Regions from separate parts of the Mus musculus genome. Here all the other regions are linked to region 1. A link is a loop called in an ENCODE intact Hi-C map of the cell type or tissue named here. Cell type or tissue: left cerebral cortex. All regions are shown on one strand.

What was found. Hi-C counts contacts between places; a loop is a spot of excess contacts. Peaks named below come from ENCODE experiments on the same cell type or tissue, not always from the same donor. Only the 100,000 strongest peaks of a DNase experiment are listed, where the experiment ranks them.
Region 2: it touches region 1 in a loop (2.5-fold over the local background); 2 of 42 quality-filtered maps call a loop at or near these places.
Region 3: a loop joins it to region 1, with 2.8 times the contacts of the local background. A loop is called at or near these places in 14 of 42 quality-filtered maps.
Region 4: a loop joins it to region 1, with 7 times the contacts of the local background. A loop is called at or near these places in 14 of 42 quality-filtered maps.

What each region holds. Positions count from the first base shown.
Region 1 is chr9:21,801,959-21,806,958 of GRCm38, forward strand. Dock6 (dedicator of cytokinesis 6) reads right to left here. Exons shown (of 50, transcript NM_177030.3): 42 at 2,761-2,892; 43 at 2,652-2,666; 44 at 1,035-1,160; 45 at 856-945; 46 at 395-631. It overlaps Gm39305 (a long non-coding RNA gene), which reads left to right and starts at 4,438. Exons shown (of 3, transcript XR_870577.2): 1 at 4,438-4,848. In left cerebral cortex, a CTCF peak has its summit at 2,621 (motif pointing left); a DNase peak (open chromatin) is centred at 2,500; H3K4me3 peaks cover 321 bases; H3K27ac peaks cover 1,216 bases.
Region 2 is chr9:21,628,184-21,633,183 of GRCm38, forward strand. It overlaps Smarca4 (SWI/SNF related, matrix associated, actin dependent regulator of chromatin, subfamily a, member 4), which reads left to right. Exons shown (of 34, transcript NM_001174078.1): 2 at 4,622-4,871. The coding sequence starts at 4,650. Among named protein-coding and RNA genes, the nearest start is that of Smarca4, 15 kb to the left of the region's middle. In left cerebral cortex, a CTCF peak has its summit at 2,654 (motif pointing right); a DNase peak (open chromatin) is centred at 2,656.
Region 3 is chr9:21,613,128-21,618,127 of GRCm38, forward strand. Smarca4 (SWI/SNF related, matrix associated, actin dependent regulator of chromatin, subfamily a, member 4) reads left to right here and starts at 3,042. Exons shown (of 34, transcript NM_001174078.1): 1 at 3,042-3,273. Mir1946b (microRNA 1946b) reads right to left here and starts at 449; the gene lies at 317-449. In left cerebral cortex, no CTCF peak of the experiment used is centred here; DNase peaks (open chromatin) are centred at 2,931, 3,376 and 4,143; H3K4me3 peaks cover 2,543 bases; H3K27ac peaks cover 2,052 bases.
Region 4 is chr9:21,599,996-21,604,995 of GRCm38, forward strand. No RefSeq gene overlaps it. Among named protein-coding and RNA genes, the nearest start is that of Yipf2, 9.7 kb to the left of the region's middle. In left cerebral cortex, CTCF peaks have their summits at 2,201 (motif pointing right) and 4,300 (motif pointing left); a DNase peak (open chromatin) is centred at 2,205.

The DNA of each region.
Region 1 (5,000 bases):
GGATACACCTGCTGGGGCCTGTGATGTTCTGTGGGGCAGGAGGGTCCCAGGCTATGATCAGTGCTGGAGATCTGTGCTCCCTGGTGGGTCTTGACTCAGCTGGGGTTTCTGGTCTGTTTCACTTGCTGTTTGCCCTCGGGTCTAGGGACTCTACAGTTGAGATATCCACATTTCTCCAGGCTGGATGGTAGAGGCTTGCATCTGGAGCCTACAGCCTGGGTCCTTCTACTGCCCAAACCCAATCTGCTATATCCCCATCTCTTTCTTCCCAAATCCAGCATCCCTGAAATGCACTGTTTGTGGGGTTCCTCTGCCTTTTCCTCCCTGGAAAAGTCTCCCCCTGGACCTTGAGTCCCCGAATCTCCCTCCCCTCCCTAGGGGTCTGGGGTCCCACCTCCTCACGGTGGCACACTCGGATGCGTGTCTTGATGTAGGGAAAGGCATGCTCCGTGCTCAGCAGCGTCTTGCGTTTGTGCTGTTCGGCCAACTCTCCGTGCGCACGTCCATCTGGTGTGAAGGGTGTGCAGAAGAGGAAGGCCCGCAGCCCATAGTTCCGATCGAAGTAGGTCACCCGATCCTTGAGCTCATAAGTGTCGAAATGTGGCTCCACATAGGTTATCTGTATGTACGCCTGGAACACGGGGCCGAGTAAGAGGATGGGAGTGGTGCGGGGTCCACCTGACACCACAGCTCCAGCCTGAGGTCCTGGTCCCTGCAGGCCTGAACCCTTTGAATCGAAAGGCCCAGCTCTTCCTATAACTGGATGTACCAGACTCTCCCAAGAAACCGGACTTGCCCCCACCATGCAAACGCCAATATTGGATTTTGGGGGCAGGGAGGGACCAGAGGACCCACCTTCTGTGGGTCCAGCTTGGACTTGTCCACTGGGTTAGAATCTTTGATGATCTCTACCACATCATCCCCGAACCTTTCCGTATAGAACTCCTAAAGACACGGGGTTGACTCCGGGTCAGCTGGGGCAGCCCCCACTGTAACTCACATTGCCTAGCCCACCTCCCAGCGCCAGGACGTGCCTCCAGCCGGTGTGAGATCTCTGCAAGCTTCGTGATTGACGGTTCCTTGTACACAAACTCTTGTTCATCCAGGTCACCAAATCGTGTGCCATAGAAGCCCACTCGGAAATATGTCCCAAATACACGCTGGGCTGAGAGAAGCCAGTGGTGTTGGCATGGAGGCCTCTCTGCAGATGGCCTCTACTCCAGACACACTCAGGGTGGGATGGAGAGGGAACCAAGCTGGGATGGGGAACCCTGAACCTCAGGAGCCTGTCTGGGGATCTCAGACACAGGGGTGAGACAGAGGAACATGCCAGGGGACCCGGATCACAAAGGCTGGTCACCGGCTTTTCACGTGTATATGTGTGCTGCGATTGAACTCAGAGGCCCCGTGTTAAGGGAGCACTCCAGGGCTGAGTAACACCCCAGCTTCTCACTGCAAGATTCCAGCTTGGGACTCTATGGCTTTGCTAAGACCCCAGCCAAATTTTTTTTTAACTTAAAAAAATTGTTTGCTTGTTTATTTATTTGAGACAGGATCTCTCTACATAACCCTGGCTGACCTGGAACTCACTATGTAGACCAGGGTATCCTCCTGTCTCAGCCTTCTGAGTTCCAGTCTTATGTCAATTTCCTTGCTTAACATAAACTTGAGTTTCTGTAGTTTTCACCGGCTGGGCACTCATCATAGGCATTCCAATAGCAAATTAGAGTGGAGTTGCTCCCAGCTCTACCTCAGTACCCATGGGACCCAGGCCTACCAGGTGCCCTGGTGACTGAGTGGCTAAGGAACATACTGAGCTGCCTCCTGTCCTGGGATGCTAGGCTCTAGCTCTAGGATATTCTCTCTGTTTTTAGCCCCATATGTGGAAGGGGCTAAAAACACCCCTAGACACCATTCCCCAACCCATGGGGGAAGGAGGTGGGATCATTCCAAATTCACTCACCAAAGCCGATCCAGACAGGGTGGGGCAGACATTGTGTGGCCAGAAACAAGAATGGAAAGATGGGAGACAGAGAGATGCAGTCATTGGAGAGGTCAGAGGTCAGAGTTACCCCTCCCAGGGTCCTGCTTATACCCCCCTATGAGAATCGTTCTGTAGAGGGAGAAGGAGATCTCCGATGCAGGAAAGGCGGGGACCTACCCACTTGCCCCCACCCAGCCTGCCTAGGGCTCTGGGTTTCTGCCATCTTTGGCCAGAAAATTCTCCCTCAACTGAGAGATGCCTAAAAATAGAAAGGAGAAGGCAAGGCGGGATTTGTGGGGAGCACCCTGACAGAGATGAGGAGTAGTTGTCCCGAGCAAAGCCGGGAGTCGGGAGACTGAGATGGAGAGAGCGTGGGAGCCCTAAGGCAGAGGGAGAAAAGGAATGAGACGGAGAGGGAGAGATAGCCCCATTCCTCTTCCACCCACAGTCCTGGTGGTGACTGAGCTGGTCCTACCCGAGGGAGGGGTGTCTCTGGAGAGTTCCCAGCTGGGTGACTCACAGGCTGCCCCTGAGATGGGGCATTTGGGGGAAGGGAATAAGTAGGGGACTGTGCGTCATCAACCACTGAGCTCAGGCCCCTATGGAGGGGTGCCATGCTGTTCTGGCGCCCCCTAGTGTTCGTTGACCACTGTTCACCAGGACTCACCTCCCAGCCAGAGCTCTGTGGGAAAAGAGGAGGCAAGATTAGGGGTCCCAGGTCAAGGAGGGGCTGGAGAGGGCCTACCCGGGAATGGGAGCAGCGGCCTAGGGCCCACCTGGTGCATAATCTTGGTGAAGGCCTCCTGCAGTTTCCCGTGCACCGCAGCCAGCTTCTTGTAGTCTCTGTGGGCTTCAAGGATGGGGATAAGGTTTTTGTAGACTTCGTTCACCGCTTCATACAGACCACCCTGGGGAATGGGAGAAGTGAGGTGAGGAGCCCCGAAACCTTCAGTGTACCCTGAACCCCAGGCTGCCCCTTCCCAATCACCTCCCATTACCCTGACAACCCTACTCTAGATAGAAAGGACATGTCTTCTTGGTTAGGCCCCCACTGTGGCCTCCACACCTTCTCACAAACATCTACCAAGGTCCAAGGCCTGTGGATTCTGTACTGGTTCCTCCTCAGTGGGAAGAGAGGACAGGTTTTGTGATGGTGAGACTAGGGAAGGGGCCCAGAGCTTCTGAAATGTGCCAGGCAAACACTTGATCCACCATTGAGCTACATCACCTCCCAGTTTGCTTTAAGAAAATAAAAAATAAAAAGCCAGGACAGAAGAGATGGCTCCATGGCTAAAAGCACTGGCTGCTCCTACAGAGGACCTGGGTTTCATTCCTAGCACCTACATGGTGGCTCACAACTGTCTGTAACTTCAGTTACAGGGAATCCAGGACCCTCTTCTGACCTCTACAGGTACCAAGCACATAGATGGTACCAACACATACATGCAAACACTCATTCAGGTAAAATAAAAATAAATCTTATTTTTAATTAAAAATATTTTAGCTGGGCGGTGGTGGAACATGCCTTTAATCCTAGCACTTGAGAAGCAGAGGCAGGTGGATCTCTGAGTTTGAGGCCAGCCTGGTCTACAGAGTGGGTTCCAGGACAGACAGGGCTATGTAGAGAGATGCTCCCCCCTTAAAAAAAAAAAAAACCACCACCAACAACAAAAGATAAAAGAGGAAGGAAGGAAGGAAGGAAGGAAGGAAGGAAGGAAGGAAGGAAGAAAGAAGGAAGATCTAGGCAGCTTGGGTCATGTACTGAGATACTGTCACAAAACAACAGACATCCAAGGGTACTGACGAGTCTGTGGGTGTGGGGCTTAGGTTTGTCTGTCGGTCACCTTGACACAAGCTAAGGCAATCGGAGAAGGAGCCTCAGGTTGAGAAAATGTCTCCTTGGGACACTTTTGTGATTCGTGACTGATGTGGAGGTGGAGCACCCACTGGCTGGTGACCAGGAGAGCAAGCAGTGAGCTGTGGTGCAGTCTGTGCACTAGCTCCCACCTCCAGGTTCCTGTCCTGAGGTCCCTCAGAGGTGCACTGTTCCCTGAAAGTGTGAGGCAAAATCAACCCTTTCCTCTCCAGGGTGTTTTTGGTCCTGGTGTTGATCACAGCAAGAGAAAGGGAAGGAGGGCTTCGGGAAAAGGCACGTGCCACTCAGCCTGATGACCTGGGTTCAATCCCAGGAGTCCACATGGCAGGAGAGGACTAACTTCTACAGGTTGTCCTCTGACCACACTTCACACACGCACGCACGCACACATAGACACACACACACTAAACCCTAGGTTCCCTCCTACCACTACACTGAGGAGGAGGGGGGGAGAGTGAGAGGGAAGGAGGAGGAGGAAGAGGGAGAGGAGGAAGAGGGAGAGGAGGAAGAGGGAGAGGAGGAAGAGGGAGGGGAGGAAGAGGAGAAGGAATCTTAATCCCAGGAAGGAGGGAAGTGGTAACTGGCTTTCCTGTTTTGAGCTTTTTTAGATTAAGAGACTCAGGAAGTGGCCTCTGGACAAGCCTACAGTGGGGTCTGTGGAGTTGCATGTGTGCTAACGCCTCCAGCCTATGTATATAACCCAGACTGATCCTGGCTGTGAACTCTGGACTGCAGGGGGACAATGTTGTATCTGTCAATGGAGCTTTATCGATTGGAACCAACATACAAGCCAGAGTGGGGTGTTGACAATGGGGGAGGCTGTGTATATTGGGGGAAGAGGATATGCATGCAAACCACGTCTGGTGCCACTCCTGCAAACCCTGTGATCTAGAGGTGGAAGCATGAGGACCAAGAGTTCAAGGCCATCCTCCACTCTATAGGGGACCTGAGGAATGCCCAGGCTATTGTAAGCCTTTCTCTCAAAAAGGTAAAGGGGAAACATGGGAGGAGATATACTCAAAGTGCTTTATGGGTTGGCATGACAACCTGGTAAGAAACCTTAAAAAGCACGCCCTCCCCAACAAGACACATAGACAGTTTTTATTCTTCCCACTCACTTAACTGTGGACTGAAAACTCT
Region 2 (5,000 bases), 170 kb before region 1:
GGAGGGCGTAGGAGACAGGGCCTTGCTAGAGGAAGTAGCTCAGGTAGGTAGGGATTTAAGAGTGTATAGCCTTACCCTACTTTTTCTTCTTTTTACTTGTGACTGAGGATAGGACCTCACAGCTGCCTGCCACTTGCTGCCATACTTCCACACAGACATGATGGACTCTTAGTCCTTTAGAACCATAACCTGGAATGTAGTCTCTTTTCTATAGTCATGGTGTTTTATCACAACAATGAGTAACTAATAAACCTTCAAAAGCTGATCTGTTTTGTTTGTTTGTTTTCTTTTTTTCTTTTTGAGGTAGGGCTTGTGCTACATTTGATTTCCTGGACATGTCTCAATATGTAGACCAGGCTGGGCTGGCCTCTTAATTTGAGATCTGCTTACTGCTGCTCCATGTGTTGTGATTAAAGGCCTGTGATCACAGGTCTGGTCCTCAAAGGGTCAATGGGAAGTTAAGGGCAGCAGAATCTAGAGTTCCAGCCTGGGCTACACTATAAGATAATTTTTTTTTTTTTTTAAAGATTTATTTATTATATGTAAGTACACTGTAGCTGTCTTCAGACACTCCAGAAGAGGGAATCAGATCTTGTTACAGATGGTTGTGAGCCACCATGTGGTTGCTGGGATTTGAACTAAGGACCTTTGGAAGAGCAGTCGGGTGCTCTTACCTGCTGAGCCATCTCACCAGCCCAAGATAATGTCTTAAAAAACAAAGTATTGTCAGTTCAGGAGTATTGTTGAGCAGAGGCTAGAGCAGTCAAATGCCCTTGCTTTCAGCTCATTGACAGAGAAGAAGTTGGCTTGTACTGGGTTTGGGGTTGTTGGAGATGATGAACCAGAGTTTCTGGTGCTGTTGCAGGTTTGACTCAGCTTACCTTGCTTCCTCTAGCTGCCCAGGAAGTGGAGGATCCCATAGGATTAATGCTTTCTTCAGGTAGCAGGCACCTATAGTTTTGTCAGGACTGTTTTCTTTTTTTTTTTTTTTTTTTTTTAAAGATTTATTTATTTATTATATGTAAGTACACTGTAGCTGTCTTCAGACACTCCAGAAGAGGGCGTCAGATCTTGTTACAGATGGTTGTGAGCCACCATGTGGTTGCTGGGATTTGAACTCTGGACCTTCAGAAGAGCAGTCGGGTGCTCTTACCCACTGAGCCATCTCACCAGCCCTGTTTTCTTTTTTTAATTGAGACAGGGTTTCTTTGTGTAGCCCTGGCTATCCTAGAACTAGCTCTGTAGACCAGGCTGACCCTGAAATCAGATCTACCTGCCAGCCTCCCACCCAGGTACTTTGCTTTTTCTTCTCATTAGCCTAAGAACTGAATGGAAAAAAATGTGTTTTGCCTGCATGGTGTACCTGCGCACCACTTTTGTTACTGGTACCTGTGTGTGGAGGCCAGAAGATAGCTATTGGCTCGTCTAGACCTGGAGTTAGAGACAGTTGTTCCCTGCCTTGCGCCTCTGCTCTTTCTGTATCTCTTAGTGATAAAAATATATTATGGTATCACCAGGAAAGGTAATTTAGATAGAAGGGAATTGTATCTCAGACCCTGTCTCAAGCTACAGAGTTGTTGTAATGCTTTTGGACTGAGTAGCTACAAAGAAACGACTTTCCCATGGTTTAACTTTTTTTGTTGTTGTTAAATATACATGTGTTTGTAGTATGTATATGTGTGAGCCATCTCATGAACCCTCACAGTTCTTTTTATGGTTTTGCACAAGGGCATATATGTGTATGTAGAGGCCAGTGGCTAATCTTGGTTGTCGACCTTTGAGAGAAGGTCTTTTATTGTTCTGGGGCAAACCTAAGACTTCATGTATGCTATTCATGTGCTATTCCGCTCAATTACACCAGGCCCTGAGTGAGTGAGTTAGTTTCTTTCTACTGTTGTATAGGATGGGTATCATGGCTCATGATTTTAATCCAGGTGACTCTCTGGTTTGATGGCTCAGTGGGTAAGAGCACCCGACTGCTCTTCCGAAGGTCTGGAGTTCAAATCCCAGCAACCACATGGTGGCTCACAACCATCCATAATGAGATCTGACTCCCTCTTCTGGAGTGTCTGAAGACAAGCTACAGTGTACCTGCATATAATAAATGAATCTTTTACAAAAATTACAAAAAACCCAATGTGTGTGTTTATGCGTTTATACATATATAAATACATATATATTTATTTTTTCTTTTTCATTGTCAGTGTGTGTATACACTTAAGTTGAATGCCAGTGGAAGCCACAAGAGGATATCAGATTCTCTAGAGCTGGAGTTACGGACACACACTAAAAGAAGAAAGTTCCCAGCGTGGGTGCTGGGAATTAAAACTCAGGTCTTACAGAAGAGCAGCAAACACTTTTACACTTTTCTTTTCCTTTCTTTTCTTTTCTTTTCCTTTCTTTTCTTTTCCTTTCTTTTCTTTTCCTTTCTTTTGGTTTTGGTTTTGGTTTTTGAGACAGGGTTTCTCTGTGTAGCCCTTGCTGTCCTGGAACTCACTTTGTAGATCATGCTGGCCTCGAACTCAGAAATCTGCCTGCCTCTGCCTCCCTAGTGCTGGGATTAAAGGTGTGCGCCACCATGCCCGGCTCATTTTTCTTTTTCAAAGATTTATTATATATACAGTGTTTTGCCTGCCTGCATGCCTGCAGCCAGAAGAGGGCACCAGATCTCTCTATAGATGGCAAGTAACCATGTTACTGGGATTAAATTCAGTACCTCTGGAAGAGCAAGCCTGCACTCTTAACTGCCAAGCCATCCTCTCTCTAGCTAGCCCCTCTCCCCCTTTTTTCTTTTCTTTTCTTCTTCTTTTTGTGTACCTTTGGCTGTCCTGGAACCTTCTATGTAGACCAGGCTGAATATTTTTTTGTTGTTGTTGTTGTTTTCTTTTGTTGTTGTTTGTTTTTCAAGGCAGGGTTTCTCTGTGTAGCCCTGGCTGTCCTGGAACTCACTCTGTAGACCAGGCTGGCCTCAAACTCAGAAATCTACCTGCCTCTGCCTCCCAAGTTCTGGGATTAAAGGTGTGCGCCTCCACTGCCCGGTGACCAGGCTGATCTTGAGCTCACAGAGATCCATCTGCCTGTGCCACCTGAGTGCCGAGAATAAAGATGTGAGCTACCACACCCACTTGAGCAGCAAAGATTCATAGCTGCTGAGCCATTTCTTCAGCCCTCTGTATTCTATTTTTATTTTTGTGAGTGTTTTTGTATTTATGTACTTGGTATGTAGACCCTGTCTCAAATGTGAGACGCTCAAGATTATCCTCTGGCCTCCACACACAACATACATGCCTGTATTTGAGTATGTGCTAGTCCCTGGGCTTGTGTGTTGTTGTGGCACACATCTGGAAGAAGACAGACTGTAAAACTCAGTTCTTTCTTTTACCGTGTGGATCCTGGAATTTGAACTCAAATTAGGCTTGGTAGCCTTTACCTGCTGAATCATTTTGCTAGTTCCCTCACCCCAACCCTCATTTTTGAGATCGGCTTTTGCTGTAGCTCTCTGTGTCCAGTATCCTGAATAATGGAATTTCAGGTGTGTGTTACCATGCCTAGCCCTGAATTTGTCTTTTAAATATTAATACATTTATTTCTTCTTTTAGTGTGTGTCTGCCTGTGTGTGTGAACGAGTGTGTATGTTTGTGTGTGCATGTAGAGGTGAGGCTGGTGTTTTCCTTAGTTATTCTTCACCTTATTATTTGAAGCAGAGTCTCTTAATGGATCTGGTTCTTTTTTTTTTTTTTTTTTTTTTGGTTTTTCGAGGCAGGGTTTCTCTGTCATCCTGGCTGTCCTGGAACTCACTCTGTAGACCAGGCTGGCCTCGAACTCAGAAATCTGCCTGCCTCTGTCTCCGGAGTGCTGGGATTAAAGGCATGCGCCACCATGCCTCGATTTCCAGCCTTCCTTTTACCAGTTGTTTATCTCTGTAAGGACAAGTTAAAGACCTTGACTGTGGCTTTGCTTGGAAGTTTTCCCTCCATGTTGAACTACTTCTTTGTGGACCGGATGCTGATTAGCACTCACTGATTGTTTTTGTGTGTCTGTCTGACTGCCTGTCTTGTTCATGACCTTCATGAACAAGAGAACAGATGACTCCACAGTTAAAGGATAATTTGAGAGTTGCCCCACAGTCTGCTGGGGACCTAGTTGATCTTGGAGGTAATGGGAGGACATTGTCCCACTGACCACATCAAGTGTAGCTTCCTAGAGTGATTATTGGTCAGTTTCCCCAGTCTGTCACTTTATAGTTAGATAAGGCTGGGCAATACGCAGAAGTAATTTTGTGGTAGGGTGGGGAGTGAGACAGGGTCTCCCTATGCAGTCCTGGCTGGCCTGGAACTAGTATAGAACTCAAATTAAGAGATCCTCTGCCTCCCTATTTCTGGGGTCATGGACATGCACCATCATTCCCTGCTTTCTGAGCTGATTTCTTTTCCTGAGATAACATTGTTTTTCCCAAAAAGAATAAAAGAAAGGTTTGGAACAAAGGTTAGGTATCAGGCCTACAAGATGGGGCTCAGTGGTCTGGGTGAACCTGACTGACCTTTGGGCCCTTCTTTGCTGTTCTTGACATAACTGAACCCCTGTCCCAGATTCTAGGATGACCAGAATTTCTTTCCAACAGGAGACCAGTGCCTGTAGCTCCAGTAAAGATGTCTACTCCAGACCCACCCTTGGGTGGGACTCCTCGGCCTGGTCCTTCCCCAGGCCCTGGTCCTTCACCTGGTGCAATGCTGGGTCCTAGCCCTGGCCCCTCACCAGGTTCTGCCCACAGCATGATGGGGCCAAGCCCAGGACCTCCTTCAGCAGGACATCCCATGCCCACCCAGGGGCCTGGAGGGTACCCCCAGGACAACATGCATCAGATGCACAAGGTAGGCATCCTGTGATCTCAGTCCTGTACTCTGTTCCTGAGACTTGCCTTGGTGTCTCATACAAAGCTGCCAGAGCCTCCGGACATTAGAGGAGAGAGGTCTGTGGAGGTGACTTGGCTTAGTTCAGGG
Region 3 (5,000 bases), 190 kb before region 1:
TGGTACGTACCTATCTAGAATGGAAAAGACCCAATTTGTTGATGCAGGTTGAGTGTTTGGCAGAGTTGCCCACTCAATAGACAGGCAGCCTGGTCTCTGTTTATCACCACCCCCTCCCACCCATTTTTCTCTCTTTTCTTTTTCTTTCTTTCTTCCTTTTTTTTTTCTTTTCTTTTCTTTTTTCTTTTTTTTTGTTATTTGTTATTTTGTTTCTCGAGACAGGGTTTCTCTGTGTAGCCCTGGCTGTCTTGGAACTCACTCTGTAGACCAGGCTGGCCTCGAACTGAGAAATCTGCCTGTCTCTGCCTCCCAAGTGCTGGGATTAAAAGCATGTGCCACCACTGCCCGGCACTTTCCCCTTTTCTTACCCTGTGAAGCAGTCTCATATAGCCAGATAGCCTCAAATTCACTCTGAAAGCTGGGCAGTGGTGGCGCACGCCTTTAATCCCAGCACTCCGGAGGCAGACCCAGGTAGATTTCTGAGTTTGAGGTCAGCCTGCTCTACAGAGTGAGTTCCAGGACAGCCAGGGCTACACAAAGAAACCCTGTCTCAAAAAAAAAAAAAAATCTCTCTGAAGCTGAGGATGACTTTGCACTATGGATCTTCATGCCTCTGCATTTCTATTTCTGAGACCACAGGCACGTGTCTCTATGCCTGTATGTCTAGTTTACTCAGTGTTGGCGATGGAACCCAGGGTTTCATGCATGCCAGTCACACACTACAAGCAAGAATTATACTCTCACCCTCCTAGTCCATAGATGATACTTAAAAAGAAATCTAGCCAGGTCGTGATGGTGCACACCTTTAGTCCAGGCAGTCAGTAGGCAACAGCAAGCAAATCTACAGATTTGAGGCCAGCCTACTGAAGGGCTACACATAGAAACCCTGTCTTGAAAAACAAAAACAGCAGGGCAGTGGTGGCGTGTGCCTTTAATCCCAGCACTTGGGAGGCAGAGGCAGGTGGCTTTCCGAGTTGAGGCCAGCTTGGTCTACAGAGTGAGTTCCAGGACAGCCAGGACTGCACAGGGAAACCCTGTCTCAAAAAAGAAAAAAAAAAAAGAAAACAATTTAAAAATATATTAAAAAAATTAAAAATCTAGTATGGCTGGTACTGGTAGCACATGCCTTTAATTATGGCACTCTGGAGACAGAGAGAGGGGAGAGAGAGAGAGAGAGAGAGAGAGAGAGAGAGAGAGAGAGAGAGAGAGAGAGAATATTCTAGTATTCCTAGTACTCAGGCGAAGCTCCTGAGTTGGAAGCAGTTCTGGCCCCCGAGAAGTGTTGGGAACGGAATGGAGGTCCTCTGCAAGGGCAAGTGCTCTTAACTGCTGAGCCACCTATCCAGTCACCAAAATTTATTTTTTTGAGAAAATTTATTTTTTTGAGAAAATCTCATTATGTAACCTTGGCAGGCCTGGAACTCACTATGTGGATAAAGTTGGCCACAAACAAAGATCAGCTTGGTGAGATTAAGGACAAATGCCACTAAACTCCGGCTGAAAATAAACCTGAAAACCAGAACTGAGCTGTGTGTGTTGGGGGTGGGGTGGGGTGGGGGGTGGTGGTGGGGAAGCAGAGGCAGGTAGATGTCAGTTCGAGGTCACCCTGGTCTCAGGATCCAGTTCCAGGTCAGCCAGAGCTACACAAAGAAACTCTGTCCTCGAAAAACAAAAACAAAACAAAACAACCAAGCGAAAATACCATGATAGTTTGCCAGTCTTGGTATCTTGGGTCTGTAACCCTAGCGTTTAAGAGGCAGTAGCAGGCCAGTGATTTAATGGCCTGAAACATTCTTTTTTGTTCTTTGTGGCAGAAAACACCCTTTTGTTTGTTTACTTAGAGAAGGTCTCACTTTGTATCCATGGCTGCCCTGGAACCTCACTATGTAAAAGACCAAGCTGGATTGGTACATGCATGCAGCACTCAGGAAGGAAGATGTCTGAGTTCGAGGCCAGCTTAGTCTAGAGCAAGTGCCAGGACAGCCACGGCTACACAAAGAAAACCCGTCTTAAAAAACTAAAGACAGCCGGGCGTGGTGGCGCACGCCTTTAATCCCAGCACTCGGGAGGCAGAGGCAGGCGGATTTCTTGAGTTCGAGGCCAGTCTGGTCTACAGAGTGAGTTCCAGGACAGCCAGGGCTACACAGAGAAACCCTGTCTCGAAAAACCAAAAAAATAAAAACAAACAAACAAACAAACAAACAAACCATAAAGACACACAACAAAAACAAGTAACACCTTGGTAACAAACTCAAGAGATCCACCTGCCTCTGCCTCCCGAACACTACCAAATATTTTAAAAACTCAACCAGAGGCATGAATCTACAGATTTGGACAGAGTTCTATGCTCCAAGGCTAATGGCTTTCTTGGAAATCAGAAGTTAAATTGTGAATATGGCTGTTTCTACCTCACACTCTGTATTTTACTTATTCATTCGGTTGCCTCCCCACAGACTGTAATAGAGGGCAGCAAGTAGCCGATAGCAGCTCAATAAATATTTGTAAAGCTAATTACTGGGCCTCAGCAGGTTCTGCAGGAAATGTGGCCAGGGCAGAGTCTTGCAGAGCAGGCAGGGCAGCGCCAGAACCAGGATCAAAGCGTTTCCCGGGCCTGCACTTAGCACCGCGTGGGCTCTGCCGGTCCTGGGATAGCTTGGCCATCTCTCCGCTTCTCTTTCCTCCCTGGGTGCTCCAACTGCTCCGAGCCTGAGGACTTTAATTTCATCCTTACTATCTCCCATCTGGACCACCCACCCCCTCCCCCAACCTTTAAGCGTCGCCGCAGTGCTACCCCCACTGCGCATGCCTCCCGGCTTGAGGCCCAGTTTCGTGCCTGGGAGGTAGATGTGCGCTTGCGCAGAGCCGCCCCGAGCCCCCCACAGGGGCGGTGCACCAGGATCTTGTGCAGCCTCTGGGCCCGCCCACCTCCTCGCGCCCTCAAAGGACTAGTACGCGTGCGCACAGCGAATGGCTGAGCATGCGCGCAGAGAGCGGAAGGGTGGGCTGGCGCGCGCACGAGGCCGGCCGGGCAGCGGAAGCAGGGCAAGTGGAGCGGGTAGACAGGGAGGCGGGGGCGCGCGGCGGGCGCGTGCGGTGGGGGGGGGTGGCCTGGCGAAGCCCAGCGGGCGCGCGCGCGAGGCTTTCCCACTCGCTTGGCAGCGGCGGAGACGGCTTCTTTGTTTCCTGAGGAGAAGCGAGACGCCCACTCTGTCCCCGACCCCTCGTGGAGGGTTGGGGGCGGCGCCAGGAAGGTTACGGCGCCGTTACCTCCAGGTAAGGAATGGAGGCTCCCGGGCGGAACCAGGCTCCCGGGGCTTGGGCAAGACGGTTTGAATGAAGCGGAGGCGCCGGGAGGGGGAGGGGGCAGCTGGGCGACCAAAGCGGGGTCGCGGTACGGCGGCGCCTGAGGGTCAAGAAGCCCTGCGCGCGCGTCTCAGGCCGCAGTGCAGCGAGACCGCGGCGGCTTCCTGACTGTGGCCGGCGAGGCGGGTGGCTCTGGGCCGCGTGAAGGCCGCGCGCGCGTTCTCGTAGGGTCTTGGACAAAGCTTCTTCCCTTTGGCGTTTCAGAGATCCAGATCCCCCACTTTAATTTCTGTGGACCCCAACTTTGAACAGTGGCTAGGTGTCGTGGGCTTTTCTGGCCTCGTTTGTAACGGGTGGGATCCCAATGCCCTGTGGTCGGGCGTCGGGAGCAACATTTTTACCTCAGTTATTGATGCCCAGTGTAGCTTGGACACAGTCATGAGCCCTCTTCGGTCTCCAGACCTTACTTTCTTCATGTTTATTATTTTTTTTTTTGATAAATTTCATTATTGCAGATTTTGAAGGAAAAATAAAGAATTTCTTCCATGGCTTCAAAATGTTTGCCTAAAAAGTGAAAGATGCCTGGGGACGTTTGCTCTCGGCGGCATTGTTTTTCTTTTGAGTCCCTTGGCCCTTCCCAGTTTTTAAGATAGGGTTTTTTATTTTAAAACACCGAAGGCAAGTGTTTTGTGCGGGTCCGAAGACATCTACTTGATCCCTTTTACCTCCAGTGACTCCTCAGGAACTAGAAACAAGTTTTTGTTTGAACTGACAGACAGCCTTTGAGTTTGATGCCCAGCGCCGGCTGCTGTCAGCTTGCTGTGTGGCCTTAGGCGAAATCGCTAATCTCGCCAAACCTCTTGGTTTCCTCCTTTGTACAAGGGAATTACTTTCGCTGTTAGGATTGGGAAGAACTAGGCAAATCGTTCCTACATCATCATTATTCTGATTTTGAAGACAGACTCTTATAACCTAGGCTGACATCCAGCTCCTCATGTAGACCAGGCTGGCTTCATCCTCACTTTGCTGCCTCCACCTCCCAAGTGCTGGGATGATGTTCAGCCAGGCTTCCTGCCCTGTTCTTTGTTCTTGACTGGTCCAGCAGATAGTTGAATCTTTTACTTTGTGTTACATGTCTGGTAGGGGAATGGGCAGTAAATATGGGGACGTTTCTCCTTGGCCTGCATGTGTATTAATTCATTAAGAAGTTTTGGGTTTGTTTTGATTCTCCTGGCCCCCTTCTGTTCTCACTGTATAGTCCTGGCTGTCCTAGAACTCTGTTACCGGCTGCCCTCAAATTCACACAGATTGGCCGCCTCTGCCCTCTGAGTACTGGGATTAAACTCTTGCATTAGCAAAGCCCTTAAGGCCACTTATGTTTTATTTTTATTTATTTATTATTTTTTATTTTTTAAGATTTATTTATTATTATATCTAAGTACACTGTAGCTGTCTTCAGACTCTCATTTCGGATAATTGTGAGCCACCATGTGGTTGCTGGGATTTGAACTCAGGACCTTCTAAAAGGCAGTCAGTGCTCTTAACCACTGAGCCATCTCTCCTGCCCTTGTTTTTTTTTTTTTTTAATTAATTCAGTTTTGTTTGTTTTTTGTTTTTCCAGACAGGGTTTCTCTGTATAGCCCTAGCTGTCCTGGAACTCACTCTGTAGACCAAGGTGGCCTTGAACTTAGAAATTT
Region 4 (5,000 bases), 200 kb before region 1:
ATTTGCAAAAGAGGCAAACATCAGGACCTGGGCTATATGTTCCATCCACCATCTGTAGATGACAGCCTGGACTTCAGGAAGATACCTCTCAGGGTAATGGGTAGACCCTGGAGGGTGACAGTCCTTAGACTTCATTGCCCTTAGCCAGCCAAGTACTGGCCTTGCACATACCAGTGTTTACTTAGCCCAGCTAATTCACCAATTCACCAGGTTTGCAGTCTGGTTGTCCATACCTGCACTCTGTTAAAGCCAGGTGCTCTGTGAGCCTGCCTCTGAAGCTCTTCATGATTGAGATCTATAGTTCTCAGCCAGCCACCTACCCCCTTCTAGGTTTGGTCCCCTGATAGGCACAGCTAGCCAGCCCTCTTGTTAGGTTCTGCACCGAGGGAGCCAACCAAGGTGGAATGGTGTGATAAGTGTAGCTGACTTCAGTTGTGTTCACCCAGCATATAGGGAGCCCCAGGCTCCAGCCTGATGACCATTAATAGGTCTTGTACAATCTGTAACCTCAGCACTTTTCTCTGACTAAAGGGAGGCTCCTTAATACTCAATACCTCGAGTATGTAGTGATCCGGTTCAAGGCCAGCCTGGGCCAAATGAGACCCTATCTCAAAAACAAAAAACTCGACAAGAAAGGAGATTAGGAAAAACTTTCGCAGATTCTTTCCTGCTGATATTTCCTAAATAATGAAGTATAAAGCTAGGTATGGTGGCTTACATCTGCTATCCTAGACAAGAAGAGGCTGAGGCAGGAGGATCAGTACAGTCTTAAAGCTAGCCTGAGCTGTGACCTAGTGGTGCTGATGATGTTGCTGGGAACACTTGCCTAGCATACACAAGGCCCTAGCTTCCATTCTGGTACCAGAAACAATAAGATCTCTGTGAGTCCCAAGCCAGGCAGAGCTCCACAGGGAGACCCAGTGTAATAAACAAACAAATGTCGGCCATCAAGCATGATCCTAGAGCGCCCACAAAAGAGGAAGGAGAGGGGCCTGAAGAGAGAAAATAAAAGGTTAAAACAATTAAGTGGAAGGAGCCAGGAAGTGGTGGCATACACTTTTGATCCCAGCAACTCGGGAGGCTGAGGAAGGTGGGTCTCTGTGATTTTGATGCTAGCCTGGCCTACAAAGCTAGTTCCAGGACAGCCAAGACTACACAAAGAAACCCTGGGAAAACACAAAAACAACAGCAATGTGGGAAGAGAGAACTAACTCCACAGAGTTATCCTCTGACCTCACACACAGACTGGGGTGTGGCTGAGTACATATACACACACACACACAGCTGGGGGCGGGATAATTATTTGAAGATTTCACTTTTAGTTTCATTTATGAATGTTTGCTTGTGAAATGTGTGTAGTGCCACTGGAGGACTGAAGACGGTGTCTCTGATCTTTTGGAGCTGGAGTTACAGGAGGTTGGGAGCCACCATATGGAGTTGGGAACTGAATCTGGGTTCTTTATAAGCATACTTGGTATCTCTCTAACCCCAACATGGGTACTGGGAATGGAATCTGGGTCCTTTCCAAGAGCAGCCAGGTGTATAGTGTGCTGGATAGTTTTATGTCAACTTGGCACAGGTTAGCATCATCTGAGAGGAGGTAGCCTCTGTAAGATCATGCTGTAGGCAGGCCGGCCTGTAGGGAACTTTCTAAATGAATGATCGATGAGAGAGGACCCAGCCCATTGTGTGTGGTTCCACTCCTGAGCTGGTGGTCCTGAGTTCTGTAAGAAAGGCTGAACACACATGCCGGGCGATGGTGGCGCACGCCTTTAATCCCAGCACTTGGGAGGAAGAGGCAGGCAGATTTCTGAGTTCAAGGCCAGCCTGGTCTACAAAGTGTGTGCCAGGACAGCCAGGGCTACAAAGAGAGACCCTGTCTCAAAAAAAAAAAAAAAAAAAAAAAAAAAAAAAAAAGCAAGGCTGAACCTGTGCCTCCCCAGCTTGGGACACTGGTATCTCCAGCTTCTCATGTGCTCCCAAAGGTCAATGGTCAAATCCATCCGTACACTTGTTGCAGCAAACATTTTACCCACTGCTCCATAGCTCCATCCCTAAGTTTCTTTTTACTGAAAAATATATGCTACTGCCTACATGTCCCATGGCTTGCGTTTCTTGCACCAGCATTTGGTCACTCGGCAACAGAAGAGATTGACTTTGGGGTGGTGGCCGTGCATGTGTTTATTCTGATTAATGGACACCAGAGGGCGCCAAAGCTCCTCATTCCCAGCTAGGGCTTCTCTGTTTTGCCCTGAGCAAGGCCCAGCAGAGCAGGTGAGGGGATTAAGGTAGACTAGCTTTGACATATAAAACAAACAAACAAACAACAACAACAAAACAACAGAATTTCAAAGAGGATGAGGCTCAGTTGAATGTTTGCCTAGCACACATTCACGTCCAGTACTTCAAGCTAGACATGATATTGGCTCGCACCTGTAATCTTAGCACACAGGAGTTAGAGGCAGGAGGATCAGTTCAAGGATATAGTGAATTACAAGCCATCCTGAGAGGCTGAGAGCCTATCTTGAAAAAAAAAACAAAACGAGAGATAGAGTCTGAGAAGCAGAGGCAGGTGGGTTTCTGTAATTTTAAGGCTACATAGTGAGACCCTGTCTCAAAGAAATATGGAAAAGAAAACCCCAACTAACTCCTAACCAAAGTGGCTCAAGGCTTAAGTTGCAATGATCTAGGTTGATGGCTGTTGGAGGGTGCTCCAGTTTGTGGCAGCTGGGGCCATGAGGAGCTAAAGAGCACTTGTAGAAAGCTCCACACAATGGTCTGGATTAATGATGGCACATTTCAAAACTTGTGACTAAAAAAATAAATTGCAAAATGCAAGTCCTACATAGCGGCACACGCCTGTGATCCTAGCCCTCAGGAGGCAGAGGCAGATGAATCTCTGTGAGTTTGAAGCCGGGCTGGTCTATAGAGTGAGGTCCAAGACAGCAGAGCTATATAGTGAGACCCTGTCTTAAAAAAGACAAAAGAAGCCAGGTGTGGTGGTACATGCCTTTAATCCCAGCACTCGGGAGGCAGAGGTAGGTGGATTTCTTAATTCAAAGCCAGCCTGGTCTGGAAAGTGAGCTCCTAGACAGCCAGAGAAACCTGTCTCAGAAAAACAAAAAACAAGAGGGCTGGAGAGATGGCTCAGCAGATCTGCCTGTTTCTGCCTCTTGAGTGCAGGGATTAAAGGCGTGCGCCACCACGCCATGCTTAAGAAGTGTATTGTCTCCTTCCATCATGTGGGTTCTGGGGATTGAACTCAGGTTGTCAGGCTTGGCAGCAAATGCCTTCACCCCTAGACAGAGTCTCTCAATGTTTACCTCAGTCAAGCTAACTGGCACTGTCTTCTACCATCCGTACCCCTTTCAGTGTGCTGTACACACCCACTGTACTACTGTATCCATGGTTGCTTGGGTTCTGGGGAATCGGAACTCAGGTTGTCAGGCTTACCCAGTGTCTGTTGCACCATGACCAAGCACCTTATAAAAGAAAGCGTTGACTATGAGCTCATAGTTCCAGAGGGTTGAGCCTGTGGCCACCGTAGTGGAGAACAGGCAGCAGGCAAGCATAGCCCTGGAGCAGAAGCTGAGAGCCACCAGGAATGGCATGGGTGTGAGCCTTTGAAATGTCAGAGCCTACTCTCAGTGATACCTACTCCAGCAAGGCCAAAAAGTTCCATTACACAGGGACAAAGCATTCAAACATGAACCTATGAGGGATGTTCTCATTCAAACACCATATTCCACCCGCTGGCCTCCATAGACATAACGCACAGTGCAGTTAGTCCAACTTCAAAAGCCCACCCCTTCCTGGTTTCTCATTCTGGTGTGTCTTTTGAGCTTCTTCAGGGGCCCCTCTTTCCTGCAGAAGGGATATTTCAACAATATTTGTGTGTGATCACATGTGTGCAGGTTGGAAGGATTGGTTATTGTCTACCATGTGGATCCTAGGGACCACACTCAGGTCCTCTGCCTTGGCAGGAAGTTGCTAGCCCTAACAGTGGTCTCCGGTAGCCATCCAGCTGAGACAGCTCTGGCAGCAGAGCTTCAGGTGGGGGTCACAGTGTAGCCCTGAGTTCCATACCTGGGTCACTAGAAACTGTTTCAAGGTCCCAGCTGCAAACAGTGCATTGTCACCCTCTAGGCTGAGAACTCACTGCAATAAGAAAGTCAAGAGAGGGACTGGAAAGATGGCTCAGCGGTTAAGAGCACCGACTGCTCTTCCGAAGGTCCTGAGTTCAAATCCCAGCAACCACATGGTGGCTCACAACCATCTGTAACGAGATTTGTCGCCCCCTTCTGGAGTGTCTGAAGACAACTACAGTATACTTACATATAATAAGTAAATAAGTCTTTAAAAACAAACAAACAAAAAAAAAACAAACAAAAAAAAACAAGAAAGCCAAGAGAGGGTTTGGCCCTTGTCATTTGATGCCACATTTGTCAGGTTTTTACTGATTGTTTTTTTGTTTTACACCTTATTTCCATACACACATGTAACTGATTAGGATCACAAGGTGCAGAGGCCATGAGCCTGGCCACACATGGGGAGTCAGTCCTACTGGATCGGATCGGGGAGTGGCTTGCTCTTTCCTGTCCCATGAGATGGGAAGAGCTGCCCTTGGTTGCTACTGATGGCTTACTGGAGTACCGAGCTGCACCACATGTTGTCCATCTGGCTTGGCACCCCCAGCGGACCAGGAAGTTCTGGTCTTCTGTTTTCTTGTCTGGGCTGTTATGTCTGTACACTGACCCTATCCAGTGTGAGCTGTTATTCCTATGTAAATAAAGTTCTCATGTGTTCACCCTTCCCTGCCTGCCTGCACTATTCTTGAAGCAGGTACGGCAAGGTATGGCAAGCACACATTTGGACACAGGAAAATCAGCTATCTCTTTAAATATGGAGTCAGGGACCATTGTAGATGCCATTAGCAAGTTTAGGGACAGGAAGGAGCAAGCCACTCCCTAATCCAGCAGGAGAGACTCCCCATCTGTAGT